Regions from separate parts of the Mus musculus genome. Here region 2 is linked to region 1. The links are chromatin loops, found by intact Hi-C in ENCODE. Cell type or tissue: heart. All regions are shown on one strand. Each heading gives the region's core, and the rest is flanking DNA. Links, peaks and the distances in the headings are about the cores only. Region 1 overlaps Adra1a (adrenergic receptor, alpha 1a). Region 2 overlaps Adra1a (adrenergic receptor, alpha 1a).

What was found. Hi-C counts contacts between places; a loop is a spot of excess contacts. Peaks named below come from ENCODE experiments on the same cell type or tissue, not always from the same donor. Only the 100,000 strongest peaks of a DNase experiment are listed, where the experiment ranks them.
Region 2: a loop joins it to region 1, with 6 times the contacts of the local background. A loop is called at or near these places in 5 of 42 quality-filtered maps.

The regions. Positions count from the first base shown.
Region 1 is chr14:66,654,539-66,670,041 of GRCm38, forward strand. The region is part of intron 2 of Adra1a (adrenergic receptor, alpha 1a); the gene reads left to right. Among named protein-coding and RNA genes, the nearest start is that of Adra1a, 27 kb to the left of the region's middle. In heart, for the core only: no CTCF peak of the experiment used is centred there; a DNase peak (open chromatin) is centred at 9,043.
Region 2 is chr14:66,728,825-66,744,327 of GRCm38, forward strand. Adra1a (adrenergic receptor, alpha 1a) reads left to right here. Exons shown (of 4, transcript NM_001271760.1): 4 at 2,740-4,638. Among named protein-coding and RNA genes, the nearest start is that of Adra1a, 100 kb to the left of the region's middle. In heart, for the core only: no CTCF peak of the experiment used is centred there; DNase peaks (open chromatin) are centred at 3,897 and 8,177.

The DNA of each region.
Region 1 (15,503 bases), core at 4,935-12,934:
CCCTGCCTCAGGCATAACCAGTCCAATAGCATAGCTTATTTTACTCACTCTATAATTTACCACTAAAACTTTAGGACAGTATTTTCCCCATGTTTTCTGCTCCTATAAATGAGTCTCATAGAGGATAAATAATTCACCAGATACTACCAAGCTATTTCATGACAGAAGCTGTCTCGGTGTTTTTCTTCCCTATCCTGTTCACTTCCTTTGGCAAATGAAGCATTAACTGTGACTTCAGGAGAAAACCGATAATCCTGCGTTTTCTGCTCCACCTTTGTCATGAAGAGCTCGTATTGCTCCCTGTACGAAGAGAAGCAGATAAACGAGCTGAAGCTGGTGAAAGCCACGAAGAGCAGAGGGGGAGAAGAGAGCAAATGATTAACTCTGCAGTCTAATGTCCACTGAGTTTTCCTGTCCAGTGCTAACCCTGAACTCGCTGATTAATCACAAAGCCATTTATGAAGCGCTGAGTATTTACTGTGCCCTCGGTCCTGAGCTGAGTCTCGTGAGGCTCTTGGAACAAGATCCACTGCCCACTTTGAGAGACGTCGTTCTGCAAACCAAGCAACAGTCATCAGGACGAAGTCATGTCTGTTAGGAATGGGGCTAGAGGTTTAGAGTTAAGATGTAACAGGGAGGAAGAGCTTAGGTAGTCACAGGCTACTCTGAGAAAGCAAGGAGTTCTCAAAGGGGTCTTAAAAGGTAGGATTGGAAAAGTTGTCTGAAATGCCAAGTCGGGAGCAAGAAATGCATGGTCATGGCCTGGTGAGATAATCACTGGTGTGTGTGTGTGTGTGTGTGTGTGTGTGTGTGTGTGTGTGTGTGTGTACATGTGTATGTAGGAGAAGTGTTGCATAGTCATGGAATAAGCAATGATCATATTTCGTGGGACATTATCTTTAATGCCTTTTTGAAAACCAGATAAAGATTTGAGTCTTGAACTAAGAAGTAAGGAGTCCCTGGGAGTTTGGGGGGATGGCTAAGTAACAGTGAAACAGGGTGAGCGTGCGTTCAGACACAGGTATGGAGATGAGAGGTCCAGGCTGGATTGTTAGATTTTAATGACAGGTATATGACTGGGAGATGCAGCAGGTAGGGGATATGTATAAACATTTCAAGGCAGGTGAGAGGGAGTCAGAGTCCACACACATTTGGGAGAATCAGAGTGCAATTCATAAGCATTCAGGTGTGGAGGGCAGGGTGGTAAAGACGATGGACAAGCAGGTGGCTCCAGAGGCCTTGAGGTTTGATGATATTCTGCCTGGTATTGTGGTGTAGAAATGAAATTCTTTGCAATTGTGCTTCCCCTATAAGATGGCCCCTGGGAACAGGGTATCTGGTTAAGTAACTTCCCAAGAGTTGTGCAAATTAAATTTGAATTAGATGAAGTTAAATGTCAGAGTCACTGTGTTTCAGGGCTGTATCTCTACATGGAGCTGGTGGCTCACATATTGGACAGCACAGAGAGAAAATAGTCCATCTCCTGAAAGGGTTGTCTTGACTAAGACTGGTTTAGATTATCAAAAGTCAGTATTGGTGCTTTATGTTTGTGTGTGTGTGTGTGTGTGTGTGTGTGTGAGAGAGAGAGAGAGAGAGGCAGAGAGAGAGAGAGAGAGAGAGAGAGAGAGACAGAGACAGAGACAGAGACAGAGACAGAGTGCAACCTATTTCCTTGTTCTGGATACAAATGAGTAAACCACGAGTATAAGACACTGGGTATTTCTCAAGGAGGGCTGAGAGATGAACTTTAGGACATGGAGGAAATTGGAAAGAAAAAAACAGAAGAACAAATGTAAGTTCCCTGAGGTTGGAGACAATTGGAGCATTTGGGATAGCAGAAAACTCCGACAAGAAAAGAAGAGACAATAGTCAACGCAGCAACAGAGCTAGAAGGAAAGGAAACCACAGAAACATGGTATCAGTAAGTGGAGGCCATTTGTATCTCCATTTAGAATGGGAAAAGGTTCTCACTGGCAGGAAGGCCCCAGTTCTCAGGCTGTGTAGCATTCAGGACCTGAAAAGCGTTCTCAATTGGGAAAAAATGTCTCCCTAAGATTGGCCTATAAGCAATTGGGCATTGTCTTGATTAATGATCGATGCAGGCAGGCCTAGCTCCCTGTGGGCAGTGACACCCCCGGAAGGGTCCTCGATTGTAGAAGAAAGCAGGTAGAGCAAGCAATGAGGACCAAGCTATTAGAAAATGGCTTCATGGCTTCTGCTTCCATCCCTGCCTCCACGTTCCTGCCCTGACTCCTCAATAATGGACTGTGACTTACGAGTTACAAGATGAAACAAACCCTTTCTCTTCCCCAAGGTACTTTTGGGTCATGGTATTTTTCTCACAGCAATAGAAACCAACTAAGGCAGCAACTTAAGGGAGAAAGGGATTTTCTGGGGCTCACAGTTTGAAGCTGCTTCCATCATAATGGGGAAGCCAAGGTGGCAGGAACAGGAGGAGCTGGTGACATTGTAACTGCTGGCAGGAAGCAGAAGGAGGTGAATGTTTATATTTGCTTTCTCCTTTTCGTTCAGTCAAGGGCCCCATCCCTTGGAATAGTATCAACACACACACACACACACACACACACACACACACATTTAGTGTGGGTCTTCCGGCCTAGGTTATCAAACTCTAGAAAACTCCCTCACAGATGAACACAGATATTCATCTCCTACATAGTGTCAAGATGACACAATCAGTATTGGCCATCACAGTAGCCACAGAAATGGTGACCTTCGCATTTGGATGGGCGAGAAAGGGCAGGAGGAGAGGATAGAGTCTGGGACCTCAGGTGAAAAGAGCCACGGGTGGACCGGAATAGAAAAAACATCTCAGTGCATCTCATCACCTTTGGTCCCCTGTCTTCTCCTGGATTCTTCCTTTTGATTGGTTTGCTCTTAAACCTTAATTAGATCCAGTCTGATACAAGATGCTTTATTTACGGTCACTAATGTATTCCATGAAGACATTTAGAGCAATAGGCATTTTGATTCTCATTTCAAGATAGACAGTGTGGCAGAGTGTGAAGTAACTCACCCAGGGTCATGCGACAGGCGTGTGGTGGAGCAAGAACTGGAGTCTGGATCTCCCTGGTGCCAAATCTCGTGTCCTTAATGTCCTCTGTGCCCTCAAGACCAGCATGCTAGAGAGGCCATTCTACTTCTGCTGAGGTGAATGGCTGGTCCTCAGCTGTGCCCATGCCCACATAAGGATTCATTTGCTCTCCTCAGCCATAATTCTCCCTTGTTACTAAGAGGTGGAAAATAGGCGTGGGAAATAACACAAATAACACCTCCCGGTGTCAACCCAGCCTCCATGGGGACAAAAGTGCTTTAGCAACTCTTCCAAAGTAACCAAGGAAAAGCTTGACCTTCGAGCAGTTTCTCCATTTGGAGTTAAATTTGTCTTCAAACAAATATAGTTTGAGTAAATCAAGACCTCCTGTTTCAGCTATGTAACTGGGAAGGTGATATTTCTAATCTGATTTAAGATTTTTCTCTTGCCAAATTCCACAGTGCAACATATGAGAGAGAGAGAGAGAGAGAGAGGGAGAGAGAGAGAGAGAGAGAGAGAGAGAGAGAGAGAGAGAGAGAGAGAGAAATGCCAAGCATCAGAATAAAAAGAAAAATATCCCAAAAAGTGCATTGCTATAAACCATCATTGTGCTCATCGTAAATAGCACTTATACTTTCCAAACCCGTCTGGGGTTTTCATAGGTAACTGCCTTTATTCCAGCTGATTTGAATCACAATGTTTGTGTAGAAGCCATTGGCAAGAACTGGATGTGTGTTGAAGGTCAGGTGTCAATATCAAATGGATCTTCTGGGACAAACACCAGAAAGAAAAATCCTGTGCGCAATACCATCCCAGTCCCCACACCCTACAACCGTGTGGGTAGCAGTGCTTCTCAGTGCTACCCAGAATCACCATCCTCTTAATGTCAGCCCAATGCCTGCATCCCACTGTGCACATCTCTACATTCCAACTTTGTCCCTTGGAAGGGAATTATAGGCAGGAGCTCTTAGTTTACTAATGTTGACTCTTTCCGAGTGGTCTTGGGTAAGAGTGTTTCATAAGGGTCAGGATGGAGATTTGACAGCATGAGCCAAACACAAACTTGAGAAACTACATATTGCCCTCCTGTGATTCACCCAGGCTCACAGATGCAAGTGAGGGCCAAGGTCTGTGGGCAGCATCACGCAAAGGTGTCTCATATGGAGAACACAAGGCATGGTGTCGTGCCAGGGGGCCTGTTCTCTCTTTTGACCTTGGCCAACTTAGCAAGCCTGGCCCTCCAGTTCCAGGAAGTCATGAGGCCAGTTCGTGTGCTTTCTCCCCAATCCCATACCCTTCTCTCTATCCTCAGGCCCTCCCTGTTTCTGATTTCTAGTCTCCGGGAATGACTGAGAAAAAAAAAAAGTATGCCCCTTTTCACTAAATCAGCTCCATCCTTTAAAATGAGCCCCAGTGCACCTCTTCTAGGAAGCTATCCCAGACTGGACTAAGATCTCAGAATATCTTTAAGAAACACGTTGAGCCGGGCAGTGATGGTGCACGCCTTTAATCCCAGTACTTGGGAGGCAGAGGCAGGTGGATTCTGAGTTTGAGGCCAGCCTGGTCTACAGAGTGAGTTTCAGGACAGCCAGGGCTACACAGTGAAACCCTGTCCTGAAAAAAAACAAAAGAAAAGAAAGAAAGAAAAAAAAAAGAAACACATTGAAATCTTAGTGAACGCTAGATTCTAAAAGACTCTGCCCTCACAGTTGGCCTGTGACCAAGATCATCAGAGGTCACTGTAGACTTACAACCTACTGCTTTATGGAACATTCAGCTCTCTCTCTCTCTCTCTCTCTCTCTCTCTCTGTGTGTGTGTGTGTGTGTGTGTGTGTGTGTGTGTGTGTGTGTGTAGACAAGATGTTAATGTTGTGTATCTTAATTGCACTCTACCTTATGTCTTGAGATAGGGACCCTCACTGGACCTGGAGCTCCGTGATTCAGCTAGACTTGGTGGCCAGCAAGTCCCAGAGATCCTCTTGTCTTTGCCTTTTAGCACATAGATTACAAGCCCATGCTACCCTATCCAGCTTTTCTATGAGGGTACTGGTTATCTCCACTTAGGGCTTATTGCTTGTGTGGTTAGCATTCTGTCAACGGAGCCATCTCCCAGACCCATATGTTGGCTTTGTGTGCATCAGGGGAGGTATGGATGTGGCTGTGTATGCCTCTAGAAGCCAGTCTTGGGACTTGGTCCTCTGCTGCTCTTCACCTTGTATTTTGAGACAGGGTCTTTCTCTGGCCTGAAGCTCTCCAAGCAGGGTAAGCAGGCTAGCCATTGAGTCCTTGGGATCTGTTTGGCTCAGCGCTTAGGTTATGAGCGCTTTCCCACACATCTGGCTTTTTAAAAGCATAGATGCTAAGGCTCAAATGTACTTACATGTCAAGCACTTTATTGACTGAGCCAGATCCCCAGCCCTGTATTACATACTTTACATCCCCATGTCCATATGCAATTGAGCTTGATCCGTCCTTCAATGGCAGATCCTAAGTGTGAAAAACCTGGTCTTTATTAGTTTGAGTTCGGTATCTAACTTCCCCAGAATAGAGCTAAGAACACAGTTAGAATCATAATACTTTGAGGACAACATAGTTGGGGACACATAGGCTACTTAGGTCAGAGAGGAAGTGACCCTGTGCAGAGTGGAAATATATGTCCAGAGGAGGGGTGGGTGGTTCCCTGAGCCCCAGGGCTATAGAGGAGCACCTTGGGTAGTATTTTATCTGCCATTATTTTTGTTTGTTTGTTTATTTTATAGTTATATAATCCATGGCAGTCATGAGCTCAAACATTTAAACTGCCTGAATTCTCCCCTGCTCTATACCCTTAGCGAAGATCATTCCTTGTCTTCAGGCCTTGGTGCCCCATCAACAGAACCACTGGGATGGGTAAGCACTTAAGCCCAGAGGATATTCTACGGGCCTAACCTGGATCTGTCTTACACATATTTGAATTCTCAAGACCCACTAGGCATCAGAAGTAAGTGCTGAGTAAATATTTACCGAATCAAATGAAAGAGAATCAAAGTCTCTTTGTATTTCATCAGAGAGTACCCGGCCAGCTGTGGTTTATTTAATATGAGCAGCTTGGCTTTTCAGCCTGTCACCTAGACTCCAACAGTAGTGACTTGATCTTTAAGTAGACCCATGTTGGTGTCTTAGGCTGTAGATTCAGACAAGTTCTGGATTTGAGCCATGTGTTGTTGACTATGTGAATACACACTAGAAAAACAATTTGGCTTTCCAAGGTGCTTAAATATAAAATTAGGAATGTATCCTAACAGCTTTTTGATGCCTAAGAGGGAAAAAAATATGGGGTGAAACATCTGTATGATTAACTGCTTGTCCTGATTTGTACTCAATTACTTGGCTTAGCTTTACACAGCCTGGAGAAAAAGAGTCTTGTGATTGGGTGTAGACAGCCAACTGGAACAACTTAAGCGAAGGGGAAAAAATCTGAATTGTTCTGATTGTGTGTCCCGCTTACAACAAGTTGCTGGATTCTATTTCCAGGTCTTGTGGGGTACTTCTGTGAAGAGTAAAGTAATGTAGAAAGGCAGATATCAAAGTCACTAAAGGTCACGTTAGTGGGTCTCCTTTAAAGGGAGGTAGCTCACTTGGCAAAATGTCCGCCTTACAGCTCTGAAGGCTTCACTTAGCTATGTTTAAAAAATCCCACCACCGAGGAGGCAGAGACAGAATTATCCTTGGAGCTTCCTAGCCAAACAGCATAGACTACTTGGCAAGTTCCAGGCCAGTGAAAGAACTGTCCCCCGACCCCAGAAACTGAGAGTATCAAGGAATAACACCTAAGGCCTCTACATGCACATACACAAAAAACAAAACAGAGAGACAGAGACTGGCACACACACACACACACACACACACACACACACACAGAGAGAGAGAGAGAGAGACTCATGCACAGTGTGGGAGGAGCTATTGAAGTTGTGACCATTCTGAATCAAACATCCAGCCACAGAAGCCTCTGCAAACAAGGTAGCTCACCAGTGTGGGCATCTGAATAGCCCCTGCAACGTAGTCTCCTCCATCCAAGCTGGTGTTGCTGGCTGGTACCCCATCTCCAGGAAGCATCAAACAGTCTCCTCCAATGCATATTAGAGCCGTTCATGGTAATCTTCTTGCTTCTCCTTTTATCTCAATGTGGGTGAATTTTTTAACATGAAATCTATGCTCCTGAAGCTGTTTTCATCCTACATGGGACAAAAAAATCACAGGGTCAAAAACGACTTGGCAATCTCTCTAAATGGGGCTAAAATCATGTAAGCAGAGAAAGATGAAGTCGGTGAGCATTAGTTTTATTACAACTCACATGGTCAACTGTGTCACCATGCCTCTGTGTTGGTCAAATCCCTTTTCTCATTTTGTACTAATAATACTTCTTAGACGAAGTTAGAAAATGGCTGGGCTTGGATTCTAACCTGGACCTCCAGAGTCTAGTGTTAGAGCCTTTCCCAAATGTGTGGCTTGCCCCATCTGCTATGAGCCTCTGTACTCTTCCCTGCCCTTTGGAACCTCATTTAACTGTGCACAGCCTAATGTGACTTTAACAATAACCTTTATTCACTGCCCACCCAAACACTACTGCTGGCTCCTGGTACAGGACACAGGAGGTGCACTCCTTTTGAACAACCATTGCAATTTTGCTTGAAAGTTCTGAGACCTGTTTGTGATTTGCAACTCAGCATAAGAGAGCTACTGGCTGGTTTTCACATGTGTACATCCATATCCTAAACCTGAAAATTACAGCTCTCTCTCTCTCTCTCTCTCTCTCTCCCTCTCTCTCTCTCTCTCTCTCTCTCTCTCTTTCTCTCTCTCTCTCTCTCTGTGTGTGTGTCTGTGTCTGTGTCTGTGTCTGTGTGTGTCTGTGTCTGTGTCTGTGTCTGTGTCTGTGTCTGTGTCTGTCTCTCTCTCTTTCTCTCTCTCATTCTGTTTTAACTGCCCTCAAACTCTTACTATAGTCCAGGCTGCCTTCCAACTCTTAATCCTCCTGTCTCAGCCTTCCAATCTCTAGAACTGTAGGTATGCACCACTATATCCAGCCACCTCTGTGTTCTTATCATTTAACAAGCCTTTAGTGACTTAGCAACAATGCGGTACATTCTTTGTTTTTGAAACACACAGGCTCTCTGACTGACAGGTCATTTGCCACTTCCTCTTACATAGTGATACAGTGTAGGAGCCTCAGCATTGGCTCCAAGAAAGGAGTGTTGGAGCCATGTGTCCAGCATAGCCAGCTCTGCTTACTGAGCTGTAGATTAGAGTCCCAAGTCCCTTGTCCACTGTAACATACTTGATTCTGTCAAGGAGTATGAAGGACACAGGATCACCAAAGAAAACACAACCAAACACATTCTGGCTTTGACACTATCCACTCAGGCTACACTATGGAGGGTCTCTGTAAGGACCCACAAAATGGGATTTCTAGTTCCTCATGGAGCTCAGAGTTAAATTATTGGGGAAGTGATTTGCATACCATAGACAGTGAGTCATTGTGGAAGTGTAAGACAGTGTTGCATAGACCGTGGGGGATGAAGGTTCATCCTTTCCAAAGGAAGCCAGGCTTTCTGTGATGAGCTGCACAACAGTCAGCGAGGCCTGCCTAAGAAAGCAAAGGGTTTGGAAGCATTGATAGCAATGGGAGACAACTTTCTGTCTGCTGCTGAACACAGTAAAAGCAGCAGCTGCTCTTCTCGTTTCCCTTCTTCACTTCATTTTTACAATGATTTCTCTTACATTTACAATGAACACCTGACAGATTTGAAAATGCTGGCTCTCCACACAAAGGATGCACCCATCACCATCATGTGAGGCCTTGGAAGTCTGGCAGACACATTAAATGTTAAAACGGGGGTCTACACCTTTCACCTAGATAGCACAAAAGCCCACAGGAAGTGGGAGGCCTCCAGTGTTCCAGCTGGATGGTCACTCCTCTGCCAGATGTTTGTTGTCATGGAGACCCAGTCACAAGATGTGCGCTGAGCTCCAGACTCTCTCAGTGCTGTCAATAGATGCACGTCCAAAATGGTAGGCCTGCACTGCTTTATCTGAAACTATGTGGGGAGTGCTGGGACATGGGCTCTCCTAGACTGCTGGACTGGGGTAGAGAAAGCCCCTGTGCAAAATAATATCCATGAGAACTCACAGTTGCCTGAGGAGCGAGAGCTGATTTCTGTGTCCAGAAATGTTGGCTGGTAATCGGAAGAAAGTTCCATCTGTATTTTATCACCAGTGTTTATAAATGGACACAACTTCATTCTCATTTGAGTGTGTGTGTGTGTGTGTGTGTGTGTGTGTGTGTGTGTGTGTGTGTGTAATGTACATGTGGGTGCGCATGCCATGGTACATATGTGGAGGTCAGAGGACAGGTTGTGGATCTCATTGTCTCCTCTCACCTATCTGAGTGCTCTGGGATCAAATGCTTGCTGTCAGGCTTCAGATCCAGTGCTTTTACCCACTGAACCCTCTCGTCTCTGCCTGTATGCAACTTTAAGATACCTTTTGAAATCTAACCAGCCAACATCCATCCCCTGCTCTGCCTCATTTTGTCTTTTCATTCATATTGATTCCTCCAGGTGAAACTAAGAATGCTTTGGCCAATGTTAATAAACTATGGTTTGAAGTTCTGCTCACTAATATACTCAAGTGGATAAAACTTATATGTTCACAGTATAGGCGTGTCCCTTTGAAGAAAGTCACCCTTTCCTAGGAGCCAGACCATTTGTGCAGCTTTCCTTGTTACTCTTCTGCACCTCTTTGCATCCCTGGGTATTTCATGCTTTTACTACTGAAGTGCATGGAATTTTGAGCTCTGTTGTGTCAAATGCTGGTCAGGTCATTATTAAATAAAGCCACAGGTTTTTAGGCATTTATTGCTTAGCCAGATATGTCCCTGCTTTCTTACCATACTGCTAAGTACTTCCAGCTAAACCTTGTTCATTATCCAAGTATATAAACACTATCCTAACCTTCTGGTGTCTCTTTTTTCCAGTTCTCATAGCTGGGTGTTCTCTTGGCTGTTTGCATTGGCTGTTATTTCTACAATAGCTCCCTCTTCATTTCTTTCTCTGTTGCTGTAATAAAATACCCTGACAGTAGTGACTTAAGGGAGAAAGGACTTATTCTGACTCATGGTTCAAAATACAGTCCAGGTGAAGAAGTCAAGGAACCAGGAGCTTGAAGCTTGCTGGTCATGTTCTATCCGCAGCCAGGAGACTGGAGAACAATGAATGTTTGTTAGTGTTCAGCTTGCTTTCTCTATATTATGCTCTCCAGGATCCTCTACTTAGGGAATGGTGCCACCCACAGTGGGCAGGTCTTTCCACCTACTAAGGCAATCAAAAATAATCTCTCATAGATAACTCCCTGAAGCTTACCTCCTGGATGATTCTAAACTCTATCCAGGTGATACCATCACAAGCACCATAATGATACTATAGAATAGAAGAGAGGAAATATTTAAATATTTCTATGTAAGTAAAAATAGAAATAAAATAGTATAAATGAAAATAACCACTTGGAATACTGCAATCTTCTGAGCTGTTCTTTCCATATCAAAAGCATCAGGCTACTTTGAGGTTGTGTGAGAGCCTTCATCCTCCCTCCAGCACTTAGTATTAAAAGCAGAATCTCACACTGAGCAGTGGCGATGTTGGGAGGAACTAACAGGCTGCATGCATCGTTTCTACTTGCTTTGAGGATACAGTTGGGGAAGAAAGTGTCTAGTGATGAGGCCCTTCCATTTTTATAGCATCTTAATTAGTCTCAAGAGGAGAGCCTGAGTCACACTGGGATGCTTGTTTAGGGCAGAGGCAGAGCAAGTACCTTCATTTCTCAGCACTCTGAGTCACTCTCTGCCTAAGGCAGACAGTGGGGTGTCTGCCTGGAGTCTTTATTTTGTATTTTATTCCTGGTGCCAACTATGAAACCATATTCAAGGTACTCCAGACAAGTCAAAGGGAGATAAAAATTTATCCCTTGGTTCTATTTTCATCTCATTCAAAAATAGAAAGCAGAGAGTTCTCAGGAACTGGTAGGCACTCAGATGAGAGGCTGCACACCTGCTGCCTCTGTGACAAGGTCAGAGGAAACCATTGGTCCTGAGACAGCACCTGAACAGCAGGAGTCAGGGGCCTATTTGTCTCCCATTGAAAAGGAGTTCTGCCAGCCTTAGAGTTATTGGTACTGATGCGTTATATAATTCAAGAACCAAAGATTACTTTTCCTAGCACAATTGTGCACACATACCCATCACTTCACAGGCACACACAACCTATACTCATGCCCTGAGTGCTACAAGGAGCCATCTGCTTACCCACATTCACTCCAGAATGTGTGGATGGTTGGCAGCAGGTAGCTGAATGTCTGCCCTGGTGGCTGTCCTCTACAGATGGTAGATACCTCCTTCCTCAGAGCAGAAATCCCAATGGCTAAACTATGGCCTTATTAGATACCTATATCCTCAGGGATGCTGTCTTTGCTACAATTTCTATTGCTGTGATGAAACACCATGACCAAAAGCAACTTGGAGAGTACAGGATTTATTTCATTCACAGTTCCATATATAGTTCATTATCAAAAGCAGTGAGGGCAGAAATTCAAGCAGGACAGGAACCTGGAGGGAGACAGTAGCTGATGCAGAAGCCATAGAGGGGTACTACTTATTTCCCTTGCTTACAGTATCTTGCTCAATCATTCTTATAAAACCCAGGACCACTAAGGTAGGGATAGTAACTCCCACAATGGGCTGGGCTCTCTCCCACCAATCACTAATTAAGAAAATGCCCTACAGGTGGATGTTTTCAATCAAGCTTCCCCCCTTTCCGATAGCTATGGCTTGGGTTGAGTTACCATAAAACTAGCCAGCATGAATGCCCACCATCCAGCGATAGGCTAAGGCCTTTGTTCTGGCTTTGTTTTAGCCCAGCTCTTTCTTCTACCCCATTCTGCTTGCCTTGCTCCCACAGCTGGGAAAGGTCCAAAAAGCGGATTAAATGTGAATCTTCAACTCAGCCTCCTTCCCTAAACTATACAGTCTGTTTGACATCATTTTGTTTGTACATGTATACATCCATGCATATTTCGTGTGTGTGTGTGTGTGTGTGTGTGTGTGTGTACCCACATGCGTATGGAGGCTAGAAGTCACCCTTCATTGTCTTTCTTTGAATGTTATCCGTCTCAGTCTCTTTAAAGGCAACAGTGTCACTGGTCTGGAACTGGCCAAGTAGGCTAGCCTGCCCTGCCACGGAGCCCCGAGATATGTGTTTCTCTGCCTCCCCAGTGCAGGGTTCACAAGCTCATGCTACCACACCTGGCTTTTCTCACATTCCTTCTGGGGATCAAACTTAGGTCCTTGAACTTGCAAAAACAAGTATTCTACCAACTGAATCATCTCTCCAGTTGCCTGCCTTTCACGTCTCCCAGTCTCTTGTCCCACATACAGCCTGACTTAACCTGTATTTTTCCTCTCGGTGTTTTCAGTGAAAGCTATCTGTAGTGTATCAAAGGTTTTGCTTCCTCTGTGACCACCATGTACCTTGCTCTTGACTCCACTAACAGAGTCTCATTGGCAAAGGTGTTTTTACCACTGGTAGATAGACTTCTTTCTACTTGGAAAGTGCCCAATGAAGGGGCACGCATGCTTTGAGTTGTAGAGGATGTCGCCAGCTCCCTTTCTTAGAAAGCTGGAACGTGTTTCTTTATCCATGGATACCCTGCTTTTTCTTGGCCTGGTAAGCATTCCACCTGCAAATCCAAGGGCAAGCCAGGCCACTTGGTTCACAGCTGCATCACCTCTCACTGCTCCTGTGTGGATGGATGAAGGAGGAATTTGGCAGGAGAAAGAGAAGCTGGTGGTCTCAAAGGAAGGAAAGGACCTGGGCTCTCCATGCCTTCTTCCTCTAAGCAGATGAGAGACCAGCAGGTCATCCTCCCCTCATCAGCCTGCAAATCAGAGACAAAGGTGATCCAGCCTGGAGTATGGGGCTATCCAAGGCAGAGAGTATGGGGGCTGCTACCACTGACAGCCCCAGAAAGGGGTAGGAGCATTGGAGGGCAGAAACTGAAGATGGAGAAAGGATAGCAAAAATCAGCCTGCAGCACCTAAAGAATCCTCAGTCCCCTGTGAGTGTGACACTATGTTCTTCTCATCTGAGGGGAGCAGAGGGCAGAAAAGGGACTGATGTCTCTCCTCTCAGGATGACTGTTGTTAAATTTAAGAAAACCCACTTGGACTATTTAGGTTTGACCTCCTCCGATGTCTAAGACACTAAGTGTCACCTGGAATTTCCATGACCTTTAAAACATGTGTGTGTGTGTGTGTGTGTGTGTGTGTGTGTGTGTGTGTGTGTGTGTGTGTGTCTGTGCACACGCGCACGCGTGTTAGTTCGTGTAATGTGTACATGCAGAGGCCAGAGGAGGATGTCAAGTGTCCTGCTCTATTGCAATCCGTCTTATCCCCTTAAGACAAGGTCTCTCACTAAAGCTAGAGCTGGGCTGGAAGCCAACAAGCCCCAGTGCTCAGCCCCTGACACCCCCTCAAGTCCCACAGCTGGAGTTACAATGTACAGGATCACAGCTGGGTTTTTACATGAGTTCAAGTTCAGGTCCTCATGTTTATCCTCGCAGTAAGTGCCCTTACCTATGCAGGGATAACCTGAGCCCCAGCTAGACCTTTCATAAACTAGTCATCCTCAATGAAGAGGTGCCATCAGGGGCTGGATCCCAGGCAGGCTCAGAAGGGCTCAGCGCCAGCCTATCTGCTTAAGCCCTGGGCACAACATCACCACTGTGTTCCTGTCTTGGCATTGCTGGCATCTCCTCTCTCCTCATCAGTGTGTGAAATGAAACTGCCCCTACAGGCTGATTTGTGGCAGAGTCATTATCCATAACAAGCATTTCATAACTCCATCTATTTTTACCAGTTGTTTTAGATCTTCTTCATTAGCTCCATTGGGCATGCTGTTATCGTAATCTTCATAAGGTCCATGTGAGTTTGACAGATCTGCAGGGGCTGTCTGTGTGGCTGCCAAGAAAATGTGATTAGGTTATAACGCCACAATATGAGGCTCCTGAACTTCCCTCTTCCCCACCATCTGCACCCCAGATTCATCTCTTGAGCATATTTCTTTAGCCATGAGAAACTACGAGACCGTCCACGTATAAAGGTGAACCAAGGCACTTACACGGAACATCTTGTGCTTTCAAGAAGCCATTCAATCTTGTGTACATCATTAGATAAACAACAAAAAGTAAGAGAGACTCCACACACCAACCTCGATCCACTCTTAGACCCTGCTGTGGCAATGCAGACCTGCTCTGGTAGGCCCCAAAGGAGTTTCCGCAACATTCAAGGGTAGGGCTCTGTGAATTTAGATGGTTCTTGTAGGGTTATCTAGAAAAATCATCTGGGTACTGGTAGAAGAAATGACTGCGTAAGGTATGGCTCAGTTCTTAGTCAATGCCTTCAGTAAACCATCATATCTCTGGATACCCAGGTCTGCATTTGACACTTGCTGCATCCACAACCATCGGAATGTTCACTGTGCTGTCCCTCCAACCAAATGTCTTTGGGTTTCTTTTGTATTAATGCTTCCTTTTCTGCATTAAATGAATATCAACTGACTCCAGGGTATATCATCTGTGAGTGTGTGTATGTATGTATGTATGTATGTATGTATGTATGTATGTATGTATGTATGTATAGCTGTGTGTGCATCTGTCTGTATGCATGCATATGTGTGTATGTTTGTGTATGTGCTTGTGTGTGCATGAGTATCTGTGTGAGTGTATGTGGTGTGTGTGTGTGTGTGTGCCTGTGCAAGTGTGTGCATGTACACACGTGTGTATGGAGGCCCAGGAACAATCTTGGACATTGCTACTCAGGTACTATTCCCATTCTTATTTTTTTTAACCTTTTTTTAATTAGGTATTTTCTTCATTTACATTTCCAATGCTATCCCAAAAGTCCCCCATATCCTCCCCACCCCCACTCCCCTACCCACCCACTCCCACTTCTTGGGCCTGGTGTTCCCCTGTACTGAGGCATATAAAGTTTGCAAGACCAATGGGCCTCTCTTTCCAGTGATGGCCGACTAAGCCATCTTCTGATACATATGCAGCTAGAGACATGAGCTCTGGAGGGTACTGGTTAGTTCACATTGTTGTTCCACCTATAGGGTTTCAGATCCCTTTAGCTCCTTGGGTACTTTCTCTAGCTCCACCATTGGGGGCCCTGTGATCCATCCAATAGCTGACTGTGAGCATCCATTTCTATCTTTGCTAGGCCTCGGCATAGCTTCACAAGAGACAGCTATATCAGGGTCCTTTCAGCAAAATCTTGCTATTGTATGCAATGGTGTCAGTGTTTGGAGGCTGATTATGGGATGGATCCCCGGGTATGGCAGTCTCTAGATGGTCCATCCTTTCG
Region 2 (15,503 bases), core at 3,487-11,486, 73 kb after region 1:
CCATTTCCTTCCACTCTGTGTCGTGAATGGAGTTCATTTGTGGCATGAAGAATGAGTCTTAGGGTCCAGGTGCACCCCCGCCTGAGCTTCCAAACATATTGATGCCTACCCTCAAACACTTTAATTCATTGCCAAACAACTGCCAAAATTGATTCCTACTTTTTGCAAAACCTGGGAAGATGTGCTCTTTTCTTTCTTTCTTTCTTTCTTTCTTTCTTTCTTCCTTCCTTCCTTCCTTCCTTCCTTTCTTTTTCTTTTTTTTCTTTCTTTCTTTCTTTTTTTTTTTTTTTGCTTTTGCTTTATATATGCCAAATCCTTGCATTCTTAGTAATCCAGATTATTGCAAGTGGTGCCTAGGCTAATCACATGTAAAAACTAAACTATACCTGCCATTCCACTGTAAAAATTGTAAGATAAGGTGTTTGTCTGTGGCACCAACCCTAACAAGAATCACAACTACCAATGCTTTTTATAACGTCTTCCCCTGCTCACCTAATTTCTCCTAAGAGCTTCCGAGCTGGTTGAAGCTACCATGAAATCTTCTCAGTGAGGCTCCTGGCCTTCCCTTCCCAACTTTCCTTTCCTCCGTTACATCAGATGGAACTCTCTTCTATCGGCCTAAGGGTAAATCTCTACCCACTTTGCAATGGAGGAGCTGTGTGCATTGGCTGTGGCGGCTGTGGTTGGTTGTCTTGGAACTTTGACTATGACCTGCTTTCTCTACCTTTTCCTGGACCCTGTCTTCTCATTGGCCAGCTAGGTCGTTACTCAGCCTTGCGTTCTGAACTTGGCTTCTGTCACTAAAAGTTGGCTGGGATTCTAGGCTCTTGGGCTCTTTGCATAGCTCTTAACAGCTCTAACAGATGTGGGTGTGTTGACATCTGGAGAGACCTCCAGGACACAAACCTGGTTCATTTTCTCTATAGGCTTCGCTGTTCACAATATCATACTTCTAAATCTGAATTCTAAAACCCATTCTTGGTCGTGTCATTCCCTCATAAAAGGGCATCTTGACGGGAATAGGGATCTTAGCTCTTCTTCAGCGGGGTACCATTCCATGTTACTGATCATCATTAAATCCCTTGATAATAAAATGTAAATGTTAAAAGTGAGAAAGCTCGGGAATACTAAAAAAGCCACCGTTGGCACCGTTGCTAATGAGGAAAAGGAAAAAAAAAACCAACTAGAAAATGAGTTGTCAGATAAAACCTTGACAATCATACCTTGTAAAGTTCCCCCATAAACCATTGCCTGCACACTCTGCTGGCACTCCTCCCTCCAACAGCCAAATACCTAACAGCTTTTTCCACTCCCACAGCAGGACACTAGATAGAAACACACCAACTTTATAAGAAATTGATAATGTCGCCAAAACATAGTGTCAAGCACGGGATAAACAACTTAAAAGTGAACTTGTGTTTAATCATCCACCAGAAATGCCTGTACCGTTGAGTGTGCCAAAAACCGAAGTGGCTGCAGCCAAACAAATGATTGTCATATTTATATTCACGTGTTTACTGTTTCTATTTGGAGTTTGAGGAATTTACCCAGAGTAACCTCAGTTAGAATGTCCTCTTCTCTGTGTTCTAGAAAACGATCGCTTTAGGATTGTCCCTATGTCACAAAATCAATCCGACATTATGGTAGCAAATTTTGAGTCTCATCTTACATTCAGACTGTGTGTACGAAGAGGGACCTTGAATCTCTTTGCTTGAAAACTTTCTCCAGGGCATCAGACCTGCCGTTCAGTTGGTGGAGTGCTTGCCTGGTATACACTTGCCCCGCAGCACCTAATTTCTGAGTGGTGGCTCACGACTGTAAACTCAGCTTTCAGGAAGTGCAAACAGGGGGATCAAGAATTCAAGGTCGTCCTTGAATACTTAGTAAGTTTGAGCCAGCCTAGACTACTCGAGACTCTGTCTCAAAAAAATAAATAAATAGATAGATCCAGGCTATCCACTGTGAAAAAAGAACTTTCCTTTCCATAGGCTCATCTACGACTGCTTCTGCGTGGAATCCCTCTGCATTTGACACCCTGCATTTGCAGAGCAGCAAGGCTTCTGGTGCTCCTCCAGGATTGCCAGACATGGTTTATATGAACACTTAGGAAGAATGCCTCTTCAAAAACCTATACAAACAAAAACCTACACATTCCAGCTTTTATTTTACAACTTAGCAAGAACAGAAGAGGCTGGCGGCATCCCACCAGGGATTGCAGGCCATGTACTGGGCATGTTAATTTTCATGGATGCCACTCAGAGAGGAAGGCTCCGAATGCTGGCCTCCAGGTAGCCAGAGACAGGCCATTGATACGCAGCTGTACATTTTAGCTTGCTTCCTTTTCTATATGAATCATCAAGAAGACCTCCTAGACCAGCAGGTTTTGGGGCGAAAGCCTGGGAGCGAAACTTTTTTAGGAACTATTTTCTTGAGCAGGTAATTGTTCCTGCGTTAATCACTGTTCCCTAATCACCACTAACAAACATTCCTAATTGCTTCTCGGGAGAGCTCTGTCCCCATCCTCTTGCCAAAATATGATGCTGCCTCTTCAATGAATGCCTGCTGACTTAATTAGGGAAGAGACTGGCTCCTCAGCGAAGGGAAAAGTGAACAGGTGGATGTTTAAGCAAGCAGATGAAAGGCAAGCGAAAACCAGAGAGACAAGAGAAGAGAGGGGTAGCAGATACACAGGCATCAGATATACTCACTATCACTATGGTCTCTTTTTTACACTACCAGGGCTTTTATCCATGAAACCACCTGTGCGACAGACAGACCCAGTTGGAACACTTCACCAGCTTTGGGCCTCCAAACTGATGCTGAGGAGCTGGCTGAGGCCACATCTTCCAAAAGCCATGGCAACAGTGGCCTCTGGCCCTCCAAGGTCCCTGCAGGATGAAGGAGTGAACTTGACTGTTGGGGGTCTGGGCTGGGAAGCAAGCTAGGATTTCAGCATATAATGTTGGCCCCTGGGCAAAGGTGGCATTGGCAGGGTCCCCTTCATGTTTCCCAGACCCTATGGCATACGAGTGAGCTGAGAAATAGGCTTACTTGCTCTCTGTAGGAGAATGTCATGGTTCAAAACACCACTGCCAAACTTACAAAGGCCGTAGGAGTGGCAGGGACCATGAAAGGGGAAAATTGACCAAAGCTGTGGCTCAAAGCAGGGAGTTTAGTCACGATTTCCCGTGACTGGTAAGCAAGCAACTGCCCTGAAACTGGAGGTTTATTCATTTCAGAGGGGGAGATAATGGCCTTTTCTTTCATATGGCTTGGGAGTTCTTGCCACACTGTCCCTGTAGCACACTCAGAGCCATCTCACTATAAGCTGGAGGTGATGGTTTGTTAAGCCATGAAAATACAGACTTAAGTGATAAAAAAAAAATCTTAGTGTAACTTAGCATTGCATTTAGAGAAAAGAATATGATGATCATCCTGGTCTATGAAACAGGCTGAATAAAATAAGTGTATGTGAACATCATAGGGAATTAAGACAGAAATTCCAATGTGAATTTAATTTACTGTGCCTCACCACATGCTTATCAAATCTTTCTTGGCTCATTCCTGTGTAGGAGAAGAAAAGGAAGGAGTTTTGGGTTTTTTTTTTGTTTGTTTGTTTTTTCTTTTTTGAATCTACTTTTGGTATGTGAAGAAATAGAAGTTATGAGTCAAGGACTTCTTTGAACACCCTCATATTTAATCTGTCTCGGAGATGCTTCCATGTCCCCCAGTGTCCGCTGTGTATTTTGACTCACTGACTTTCATAGTGAACTGCTTCAGTTTAACTCCAGATCTGTCTGGACCTTCTCCCCTCCCATCCTGGCCAACCACTGGGAAGAACTTGTTTTCTTGGCTAACAGACAGGCACATGTCATTTTGTTCTGTCGCCATAGATAAGCTGCTACAAAGCCAGGGGAGAGTCAGGGCAAGAGTTGATTTGCTCAATAGTGTGACATGTAAGGTCAAAACCAGCTGTGACTGTCACCCTGAGGTTCCCAAAGGAAACCTGTGGGCCATTGGGTACACTCTGACCAGCAGCCCCAGATGGCCCCTCTTCACTGCACCACCCTGGTATGAAACCAAAGAGGGTAATGACAGTCCCCAGTGTATGAGCTGGCAGGGTTCTGTGTTCGTCTGCTCAGAAGTCAAGAATGTGTTTTTCCAAGAGGCATTGTTACAAATGGGGGTTGGGGGGTTGTTCCTAAAGAAGCCAAAAGTAAATAACTAAATACCTGTTTTATGTATACCAGGAGTTGGCCTGCTATTTCCATGAATGAGAAACATTTTAGGCATGATAAACTGTATGGTCTCTGTTTTGGCTCTGGCAGGAGGCCATGGACAGTCCTTTAAAAATATAGAGTCATCGATAGCTCAAAAGACAGGTTTATCCAATGGGACACAATTTTTCATCCCTGATGCAAACCACTTGGAATGGTTTCTGAAGAACTCAACCTCTCATGGTCTGGACATCTTTCATGTGCTCTCTAAGTCAGCTTTGCTTCTCCATCATGGTCTTGTGTCTCTTATTTTTGTCTTTTGTTTTTGTTTTTTTTCATATAAACTTTCCCTCCTAAGAGTTCCTTAAACTCTTTCAAGGCCTTGATGAACTCATAAATTAAACTCAGTTCCCCCTTTACCTTGAACAATGACTAATCCATCGGGTGACAAATCCCAGGCTAATGATCCACGGGGCTGCTGTTGTCTCCAACGTTCTGTTTCTTGTTCCTCGAAACACACATCGTCCTGTGCGCCCCCTGGAACTTGGGATTGCCCTTTTCATGGTCCCTGCCATTGAACTTGATGGAAAACTTCCGCTCTGAAGAATCTTCCCCAACATGGGTGTTCCAGTTTTTGCCAGGAGCTTCGGCCTTTATATCCCTGTGTTCATTTATCGGGTGCATTTTTACACAGTTCTGCGGGCTTGCCCAGCTTCAGCAACATTCACTGGCTTCATCGCAGTCCTGGATGCTAGAAGTCCAAAATCAAGGCTTTGGTTTCCTGCCGTGATCCCTACCCCAGAACCTCTTGGGCAGGAGATGTCTCTGGTCTCACTATCTCCATCACATTGCAGTGCCTTGTCTAGAGTGTCACATCTTTAGCATTAGTCCAATCTAGAAATGAGGAAAAGAAAATGTATTGTGGGATCAAAACCTACAGAAGTGTTCAGAGGCAGAAGCCATCCCAAGACAGGTCTGAAAGGGTGGGTCTCTGTCTTGATGGATCCACTAAAGATATCTGGTTTGTTGTTGTTGTTGTTTCATCCTCTCTGATCAAAATCTGAGTATGGGATAATGACTTCTCAACATGCAATGTCTCCCCTTCCTAGTCCCTGTGTCATACCACAAGTGACAGTGGTTGTAAAAAGCAGAGGCACGGGCACATTAACAAACAGTAAGCCCACGTGCAGAAACTTTCTACTATAGAAGAGGTGCTCAAAATCCAGCTGATAAGGGCTGGAGAGATGGCTCAGCAGTTAAGAGCACCAACTGTTCTTCCAGAGGTTCTTAGTTCGATTCCCAGCAACCACATGGTTGTAATGAGATCAGATTCCCTTTTCTGGTGTGTCTGAAGATAGCAACAGTGTATTCACATACATTAAATAAATAAGTAAATAAGTAAATATATAAATAAATAAACTTTTTTTAAAGATCCAGCTGATAAAATAGGAACGCTATTGACTTAGTGTTTTAATTCTGTGAACAAACACTATGACCAAGGCAACTCTTATAAGGAAAACATTTCATTGGGGCTGGCTTACAGGTTTTGAGGTTCAGTCCATTATCAAGGTGGGAATATGGCAGCATCTTGGCAGGCATGGTGCAGGAGGAGCTAAGAGTTCTACATCTTCATCTGAAGGCTGCTAGTGGAAGATTGACTTCCAGACAACTAGGGTGAGAGTCTTAAGTCCACGCCCACAGTGACACACCTACTCCAACCAGGTCACACCTATTCCAACAAGGTCACACCTCCAAATGGTGCCACTCCCTGGTCCAAGAATATACAAACCATCACAGCTATTAAGAAGGGTGACCTGCAAGTACCTTAGATACTTAGTAGCAATTTATTGCCAGTTTCCTACAAACTTGTTTTTGTTTTGTGGGGTTTTTTTTTAGAGTGAACCCCTTACTGGGGAACAAGTTAATTAAAAGATAGAGACCTTGCTTGCTCTCACCTCCATTCCTGGCAGCCAGCCTGACTCTTGCCTTCCTAGATTGAGTACCGCACCCAACCCTCATCCCTAACTTCAAGTGAGAGCAGGAGGTCTGCTAGAGCCATCCTGTCTCAGCTTCGAAAGCCCACATCAAAATGCATGCTTTCCTCATCAGAGGTGAAGGAAGAGAATCTGTATTCTCTGGACCTGACAAGTTACAAACAGCATCCTTTCAGTTATAACTATGGTGACCTAACCCAAGCTTGCAGACACCAAGATCATCTCACGCCTTCCTGTGACTCAGATGGATGGTGCAGAAGGAAGGCTTAAGTCGTGAAAAGTCGATTTTGTAGGTCTGTGAGGGTTAAGCCAACTTGTGAAGTCTTTGCCTTGCAAGCATCAAGAATTCCCTAGAAACCATGAAAGAAAAAAGGAAGAGAAAACTGACAGGAAGGAAGGAAGAAATCAAGGAAAGGAAGGGATCACAGCTCCCAGCACTGAGGGGCAGACAGGTGGATCTCTGGAGCTCGCTGGCTGGCCAGCCTAGTCAAAGCACTGAGTTCCAGGTAAAGGTGAGAGACTATACCTAAAAGACAAGGTAGCCTGCTCCTGAGAGACACTTCCTGAGGAAATTCTCTTGCCTACACACATACACATGCATAGCTATATTTTTAGAACACATGCTCCAAGCTAAGCCCTTTAACACTCTTTGAAATGATAGCATACTAACGGTTGAGACTTTATAGTCACACTGTAAATGAAAGAGTCTCACAGAGAGCTGGCATGAAGATGTGGGCATCTGGAGAGAGGGGAAGGTCTGCAAGGAGTTTGAGAGATAGAAGCCTGAGACTTGACCCACTCATTGCTCTGAAATTCTCTTGTGTGAACCTGAACCAGACTCAGCATGCTGAACCTTGACCTACTCAGCTCCACCCAGACCCCTAGCTCTGGAGGAAAGCCAAAAGAGCTATAGGCAAGGTCATCAGTCCTGGGCTGTAGTGTGCCTCCTCCTGTCTCATGGTGACTCAAAGCAAGCTCCTTGACCTGTCTTCACCTGTGAAATGGGGCAGGGGAGGGTGTGGCAGGTGTGATGGGAATTCAGGAAGATGCCTCATGAGATGATAAAAACCAACCCACTCACAGTGGGCCTCTTCGACCCACCAGGGCACGCCCCGTTTGTGTCATTTTCCCATCCCAGTTCTTCCCTCCACGGATTGAGTGTTATTAAGGCCTAAACACTCCACAGTCAACAACTGATAGAGTAAGTTTTTCCGTTACCCTGAATCCCTCCTCCGGCTCACCTGCAAGATCGGCAGCATCCACAGATGTCTTTTGTATGATTAGAAAGGAAATCAGAAACAGGCTGTGCCCTGCCGGGGCGCTGCACTCCGAAACTCAGACGCCAGCTCTGTTATCTGTACCCTTCCCCCACCGTGCTATTTTCTTTGGATTAGAGATGCTTTTACCTGGAAACTCCACTTTAATTTTTTTTTTTAAGTCAAACTCCCTGAGCTACTTTGAAGATTTCCACCAGGGTGGGACTGTCTAGGCAGGGTGGTGGTTGCGCTTTTCTCGGCTACCAACAGGGTACATTATCACAGCTGTCCTGTGAAAGGCACTACATACTTGGTGCACATGTGTTTATAGGGCTGATGCCACAAGAAAAAAAAAAAAGGCATCCTGATTGCAGGACAAGGGACAGGATTCGACACAGAGCTTCAGTTTAAATTTGTCTAAGGAGTCAGGGCTAAGCAATGCCTGGCAACTGTCAGAAGTAAATGGTTACAAGGCGAACAGCCATTCCCAATTACTAGCAGGGGCAGCTGGAGTTGGCATGGAATTCAGCAGCAACAGGAGCTGTAGGACACATGTTCTCCTTGGATAGTGCCATGGGCCATTCCAAGGACCTCTGGGCACCTCTGGACAAGTGACTTCATGGGAAGGTTCACACCACAAGCATCACTGAGCATGGCTGGCATATTTGGGAGGCTGTGTCTGGCAGAGGTTGGCCACCGTCTCGATGCCAGCAGTCTCTCATGACTCCAAACCTCAAATCTGCTCTAAGCAGAAGGGAAAAGTCGGCTTGTGAGCTGAGCTTTTTGGTCCAACTGTGCTTCAGATAAACACAGCCCGTGGCTATTTCAGGTCTCGGTTTTAGGGAGCAGCTGTGAGGTTATGGAAAGAGCCAAGGGGAGAACCTTGACCCAAGTGGCTGTTTCTCTGAGTGCTGGGAGAGAGGAAGCTGGGGCATGGCCCCTCAGAGGTCAGGAGGACATCACGGGGCTGTCCCACTGACGGGGTACAGATGTCTCAATTCTGGGAACCCTCTTTGCCAAGTTCTGACTCTCTAAAAAATGGATGTTTGAAGTTTGGAGTAAAAAATGCTACCCTGTGAAAAGAGAGCATTTTATTGCATTGATACCTGGTGGTCTCAAAGCAGAATATGGGGGCCAGCAAGACGGCTAAACACTTGCCACCAAGCCTGAAGGTCGGAGTTTAGTCCCTGGGATCCACATGGTGGCGAGAGCCAATTCCTTCAGTTGTTCTCTGACCTCCACACATGTGCTTCGCCACACATGTAAAATAAATAAGTAAAATGTAAAACAAAGAAAGCTCATTTTAAAAAAATCAGAATAGGGATCTCTAAAGGTCCACCTACCCTGCATTTTATTGAAATATATGTCTATTACAGGAAGCCAGATACCTATCTGTGACTGATATCCAATCTCCCCAAATTGCCCTCTGTCCTTCTGGGGTCACTCCAGGAGATGCTGAATCCTGCCCGACATGTGGGCATGTCCCTTGCCTAAACATCATCTCACAGGGACACAAATCTCACAGTCACGTCACGGCCTTCAACGCTGGGACACAAGCAGTTCAATATCTATAAAGCAAGCTTAGATAACTTCCCCCAGTGGATTCTTACAAGTTAAACACCCAAGGTGTAATGTGCTGCTCAGTGGCCTGGTATGAATATGGTCTAGTTAATCCCCAACACCACACACAAAAAACGACTGAACACTGAAGTCCCTTTAGTGTCCCTCAAACCCTAGCCTATCCATAGAAGTAGAGGGAAGCCAGCACACAAAACAAATCCCCACCTTCTTCCTGAGGAAGCTCCCACTGCATCCAGCTGTGGGCGCCATCATGGATCTAGGGTGTGGTATGGGCTGTCTGGGACCCGAGGGATGGAGAACCACAATGACAGAGAGAGTCTTCACCTTCAGAACATGCATGGTCCGTGGAGGGGAGGAGCAGATCAATTAATCTGTGAGACGAATAGTTATGAAGGATCCTGTGTGGGAGTTTGGAGGGAAGTGCCCACTAACCACAAAGTTAGGCTTCTCAAAAATATTAACCTTCCTGGATCCTGAGAGAAAAAGACAGTGGGCAATGAAGAAAGTTGCTCCCAGAAAGGAAGAAGCTCACCCATGCAAAGGACCTGTGGCAAATCCATCTTAAATATGGATGGGGGTTGCAGCTCCTTTAGTATGCCAGGCAAATAACTATGGCAGACCCTTGACTCAGCAAACCTCACTCCCCGAGACCTGCAGGCAAATATCTCTCTCTATCTATCTATCTATCTATCTCTCTCTCTCCCTCCCTCCCTCCCTCCCTCCCTCCCTCCCTCTCTCTCTCATGGAAAACTCCTGGAAAAACCAGTACACAGAGAATGTAGGGGCTCTTTTCCAGTAGAACCACCAGGTTTGCCCTGGCTGAAAATCGGAAAGCATTGGTTATCTTGTAGCCTGCATTTGTTGTCAAAGCTTTCTACAATATTATAGTGAGATGCCTGTACAGGAAAAAAAAAATCTAATTTATTTCTCATTGTCCATTCTCTCAAACATGAGGTGTTTAATCCGAAAGAATAGCCAAGGGCTTGAGAAGGCTTAGTAAGAAAATTGTAGGAAAGGCAATTCTGTGCAATTAAGAGTAGAAAAACTGTTATAGCAAGGAAACATTGTACAATATATTTAGGGGGGGAAGGAGTTTTATCTTGCAAAACAATACAGCAGTGAACTGCATGCATCACTACAATGCCCCCCTGGTTGCCTTCCATGCCAGAGAGGAAGGGGCAGTAGCTGTTTCTGCCAGGACAAGTGTGCAGCCAATGGTGTTTGGTGATTATTGCAAATTAAACAGCCCAGGAAGCAGAGGGGAGAGCAGATAAATCGAAGGACTTGGACTACACTTTTACAGCCTGCCGGCGCTTACCAACTTAACTTACTAGGTCTGGGGGAAAGTGTGTCTCAGTAAATAAAAGAAAGCTGCTGCTATTCCAGCACGAACCCTGACATTTGCTGGCCTGATGCAGCTTTTCTGCCTGTCTCTTCCTCAGAGCTGCTGAATATACAAACACACGACTTCCATGCTGCCAGAGATGTAGATGTGGGCTGCCTGGCTGGTTTTAGCTGCCATTATGCTCCCATAACCTTTGATATGTAACATTCCCAGGAGGTACAGCAGTTCCTTACTGCCCAGCGATCGAGAGCTATGCCCACCAGTTTCAGGTTTGGTCTTTGGTCGGTGGAGTTGATAATCATGTTTCCTTCAGTTAGTGTAAATCACGCTAAGAGTCTGGTATGTGCTCTATGCTCTATAAGGGAGAATTCTCTCCCATGTGAAAATAAAGTATCCATGTGTGTGCATTGTTGTACTTGAATTGTGTGCACCATTGTGTATTAATGCATATAGGCCACACTCAGACATCTGCAATGGCTTTGAAGCATCTGATTCCATTTAAATGGACTCCATGCCCTTGGCATGTGCTATGTAAGTGTTTATGAATTTTCTATGCAGCACTTTTACAGGTCCATTTGTTTATGATGTGACATGGTAGACAATCGTGTTGGTTTATGTTCTTCTTGTTTTTCAAGAAAGTAAATGTACATACTACTAAGCAAATGAATAAATTATTAAAATATAGGCTTTATGGATCATGCCCACTGTTGAAAATAAATCTATCTTATTTGTTTCATAATGTGTCTGTCATGATGATGAAAATTTATATGGCCCTTATACATATTGACACCATGTATTTAAGCTTTGTTCAATATTGATGAGTGTTCCCTAATAAAATATTTTAAACGTCTTTCTCTAAATACACAATTCCCTCATTATTCAGTTGTGCTGTGCTGTTAATATGGCTGGTGATAATGAAGTGGGCAGCTGAGGCAAGGAAAGTATACAGGAGAATGGACAGGCACTGTGCATGATGGCTGCATTCAAGGCACAGACAATATGACCAGGTCATCGGGCTTAGAGGAAGGCAGCAAGAGAAGGAAATAATAGAATTCAGATCTGGAGGTGTTAAATGTGTGCTGGGCAGATTGAGGGTCCAGCGGTCAGAAAAAGATGTGTGCAGTCCAGACTGAGGAGAAGTCTCCAATCGAGTTTATTTTCTGACCACAATATCAGAACCTCAGAAGCCCCACTCCCTCTAAATGACCATTCACCATGACCAAGTGAGCTTGGTCCAGTGATACAGAGATAGTTCAAAATGTACAAATCAATACTCGTGATGCATCAGAGTAAGACATGCAAGGGCAGGAATCACACGATCATCTCAACGGATGCAGAAAGGTCCTTGAGGAAGTCTAAAATCCCTTCATGATAAAAACCTCAGAGAACTAGAAATGAAATGGGAAAAAAAAAGCAATGAATGGAAGGGGTTTACCTCAATATGACAAAGGCTTTATATGCCAGACCTACAGCCAACAGAATAGTAAGTGCGGAAAACTAGTAAGTTAGAAGCAAGAGCAGGGTGTCAGTCTGCTCTATTCTCATTCTGCAGAGTATCTGAAGTCTTAGTAGAGAAATAACATAAGAGAAAGAAATAAAAGGACCACAAATAGGAAAGAAAGAAGCCAAATACAAGTAGGCAGATGATACAATCGCATATATAAGAGACCTAAAGATCCCACCAGAAAATTCTTAGGTATGATAAACCCTGTCAGTAAAATATCAGGATATAAATTCAGCATGCCAAACCCAGCACCTTTCCTATATGATAACTTCAAAATATTCCCCTTGCAATAATATCCAAAACTATAGTTACATATTGTATATGCAACACTCGTGTATTCTAAAACACCACACACATACACACACACCCTTGAGAAACACTCCATCTTGAGAAGAAACAAAGCCAGGCCTAGCTTATCGCAGTTACACTTTTCAGAACCATGTTTACAGAAGCAGCATGGTGCTGGGGCAAAAGCGACACCTGAATCAGCAAAACAGAGGATCCAGCACGAAACCCACCCAAGGACAGCCACCCGGCTCTTTACAAAGCTGCCAAAACATACATTTAGTGAAAGACGATCTCTCCAACTAGGAGTTGTGAGAAACATGTTTACTGGTAGAAGAACATGCTAGATTCCTGTCTGTTATCCTGCACAGCAGAGATTCCAAATGTATCTAAGACCTAAACCTCTCAGACTATGAGGAAACATTTCCACAGGCAGATGTAGAGAAGAACTGCCTGTGCCCAACAATTGGGATTGCATGAAATTAAAGACTTTCCAGCAGGGGAAAAATTATTAAGTGAAGAGACAAACTACAGAATGGGAGAAAATCTTTATTAACAATACCACCAACACAACGTTAACATCGGATGTTCAAAGAACTTAAAAGGCTGAATGCCAAGAAAAACAAAGAAGCTACTCAATACATGAGCTAAGGAACAGACCTCAAAAGATGAAATACAAATAACCAAGATGCTTGTTGCAGTGGGTGCTGGAGAGATGGTTCCGCAGGTGAGAACACTGTCTGGTCTTCCAAAGGACTCGCCTTTGGTTTCCAGCACCTACACAGTTCCAAGGGATTCAAAGTCCTCCTTTAGCTTCTGTAGGTAATTCACACATGAGATACACAGACGTACATGAGGACAAAACACCTATACTTATAAAATAAATATTGTTTTAAAAAAACAAACATATGAAAAAATGTTCAACAATCCTTAGTGATTATGGAAACTCAAAGCTACACTGAGATTCCATCCCTGGTCAGAACAGCTGCCAGGAAGAAAATTGTAACAACAAATACTGGTCCAGATGTGGGGAAGGGGGAAGCTTTATATACTGCTGATGGCAGTGCAAGTTAGTCAAGCCATGGTGGAAAAACAACATGGAGATTCTTCAAAAAGCAGAAGGCAGAACTACCATTTGGCTCTGCTGTACTGCTTCTGAATCGGAAGGATGTTTAGTCATCGTATCACAGAGATACTTGAGCATCCTTGCTCACTGGAGCACTAACAGCCAAGTTGGGAGTCAGCCAAGGTGTCCATCAACAATGGAGAAAGGAAACACCATAGCTATACATAGACACATACATATATAATGAAGTGCTATTAAGCCACGAAGAAAAGCATTATGTTATTTGCCAGGGAGTGAGTTTAACTTGAGATCATCACATTAAACAAAGTAAGCCACATTCAGGAGAACAAATATCACATGTGTTCTCTCAGTTATACATCCTAGATTCTATGGAGATACATAAGCCCACTTACATATGTAGGACACAAAAGCAGAGGGAGGCTAGGGGCAGGGAAGAAGAGAATGTCAGGGCAGGGAGAAAAGGGGAAAGCGAGAAGGGAAGGCTATGGGGTTAAATATGGTCAACGTGCATATTGTACTTGAAAGGATTCTTTATGAAGCCCACTACCATGTACACTTACCAATAAAAAATTCTAAAGAAGAGCAAGTCTTTTTTTCCACATTCAATTCTTAGGGAATACTTCCTCAGGGATATATGTCTAAAGCATTACACAGCACAGGCTCCCTACTAACACCCACTCTGAATTTGTTATAAAATGTTGAGTGATAATTCTATCCCTTTCCATTCTGATGTTAGCCAACATATTGAATGACCCTGTGAACCAGTGTTCCCAGACAGAGAGCAAATGCTATGTCACTCTGTTGGCCAATTATCATCTCTCCTGTTTGTAAATGTAAATCGCTTCTAACAGAATTTACAGACAAAGAGTCACTGTTGGGTGGGGACCACTCTGCTCATTATTCTACTCTGATCCAGACACTTACTTAAAACAGAATTCGTGCACATAGAAAGCTAATCAATTAAACACATTATCATGTTGGGGTTGAGATGTGCTCTGGGGTCTGAACTGTTCCCTTCTCTGAGAATCAAAGGCAGACAGACCCAGACATGTGTCAGTAACATTCAGTTTTTACTAATTCCCCAGGAGAGCTGTGTCCCACATCCTGGGTGTCACTACTGAGCCACTCGGACTCTTTCCGGTTTTCCTCATCTGACCTGCTTGAATCTGAAATTTCCAGGGTTGCTGAGTGCTATGGGCTGCATGTTCAGATCCTTCCAAGATCCCTGTGCAGAAATCTAACTTCCAGTGTGAATGTGTCTGAGGATGAATGAAGCATTTGGAAGGTAATTCAGTCTTGAGGGGACAGCCCTCCTTAATGGGATCCGTGGCCTAGGGGAAACTAAAGATAGAAGATGGTTAGAGGGCATTGAAGCATGGGTAGACACCATCAAAGCATGGTGGAAATGCCCCAGTGATGTTCATTAACTTATACAACATTATCTTGATGGTCAACTTCATGAGATTTAGGATTCCCATAAACACAAATCTCTGGGTTTATCTACATCAATATTGGTTGGGTTAATTGAGATAGGATGAGCTACACTAAATATGGTGGTACCATTCCATGGGCTGGGAGGTCGTCTCTCTCTCTCTCTCTCTCTACTTCCTGCCAGTGGTTGCAATGTGACCAGCTGTCCCCTGCCCCTGTCATGACATCCTCACCTTCTGTACCCTTGAGCTGTGAGACAGAACAAACCTTTCCTTTCTTAAGTTTTGTGCATCAGGTATTTTGTCCCGTCCACAAATAAGTAACTAATGCACTTAGAAAGTCTGAATAATTATAATAAAGGATAGATCACAGGGCTCCCAATGGAGGAGCTAGAGAAAGTACCCAAGGAGCTAAAGGAATCTGCAACCCTATAGGTGGAACAAGATTATGAACTAACCAGTACCCCGGAGCTCTTGACTCTAGCTGCATATGTATCAAAAGATCACTGGAAAGAGAGGCCCATTGGATACGCAAACTTTATATGCCCCCGTACAGGGGAATGCCAGGGCCAAAAAAATGGGAATGGGTGGGTAGGGAAGTGGAGGGGAGGGTATGGGGGACTTTTGGTATAGCATTGGAAATGTAATTGAGGAAAATACATAATAAAAAATATTAAAATTTTTTTAAAAATAAATAAAGGATAAAGAAAGTGGCAAGAGTACCCACACACACACAAAAGACAGTGACCTTTGAAAACTGCCTCACCTCTTCTCCCTTATTCAGTAACATTCAAAAGACCATCT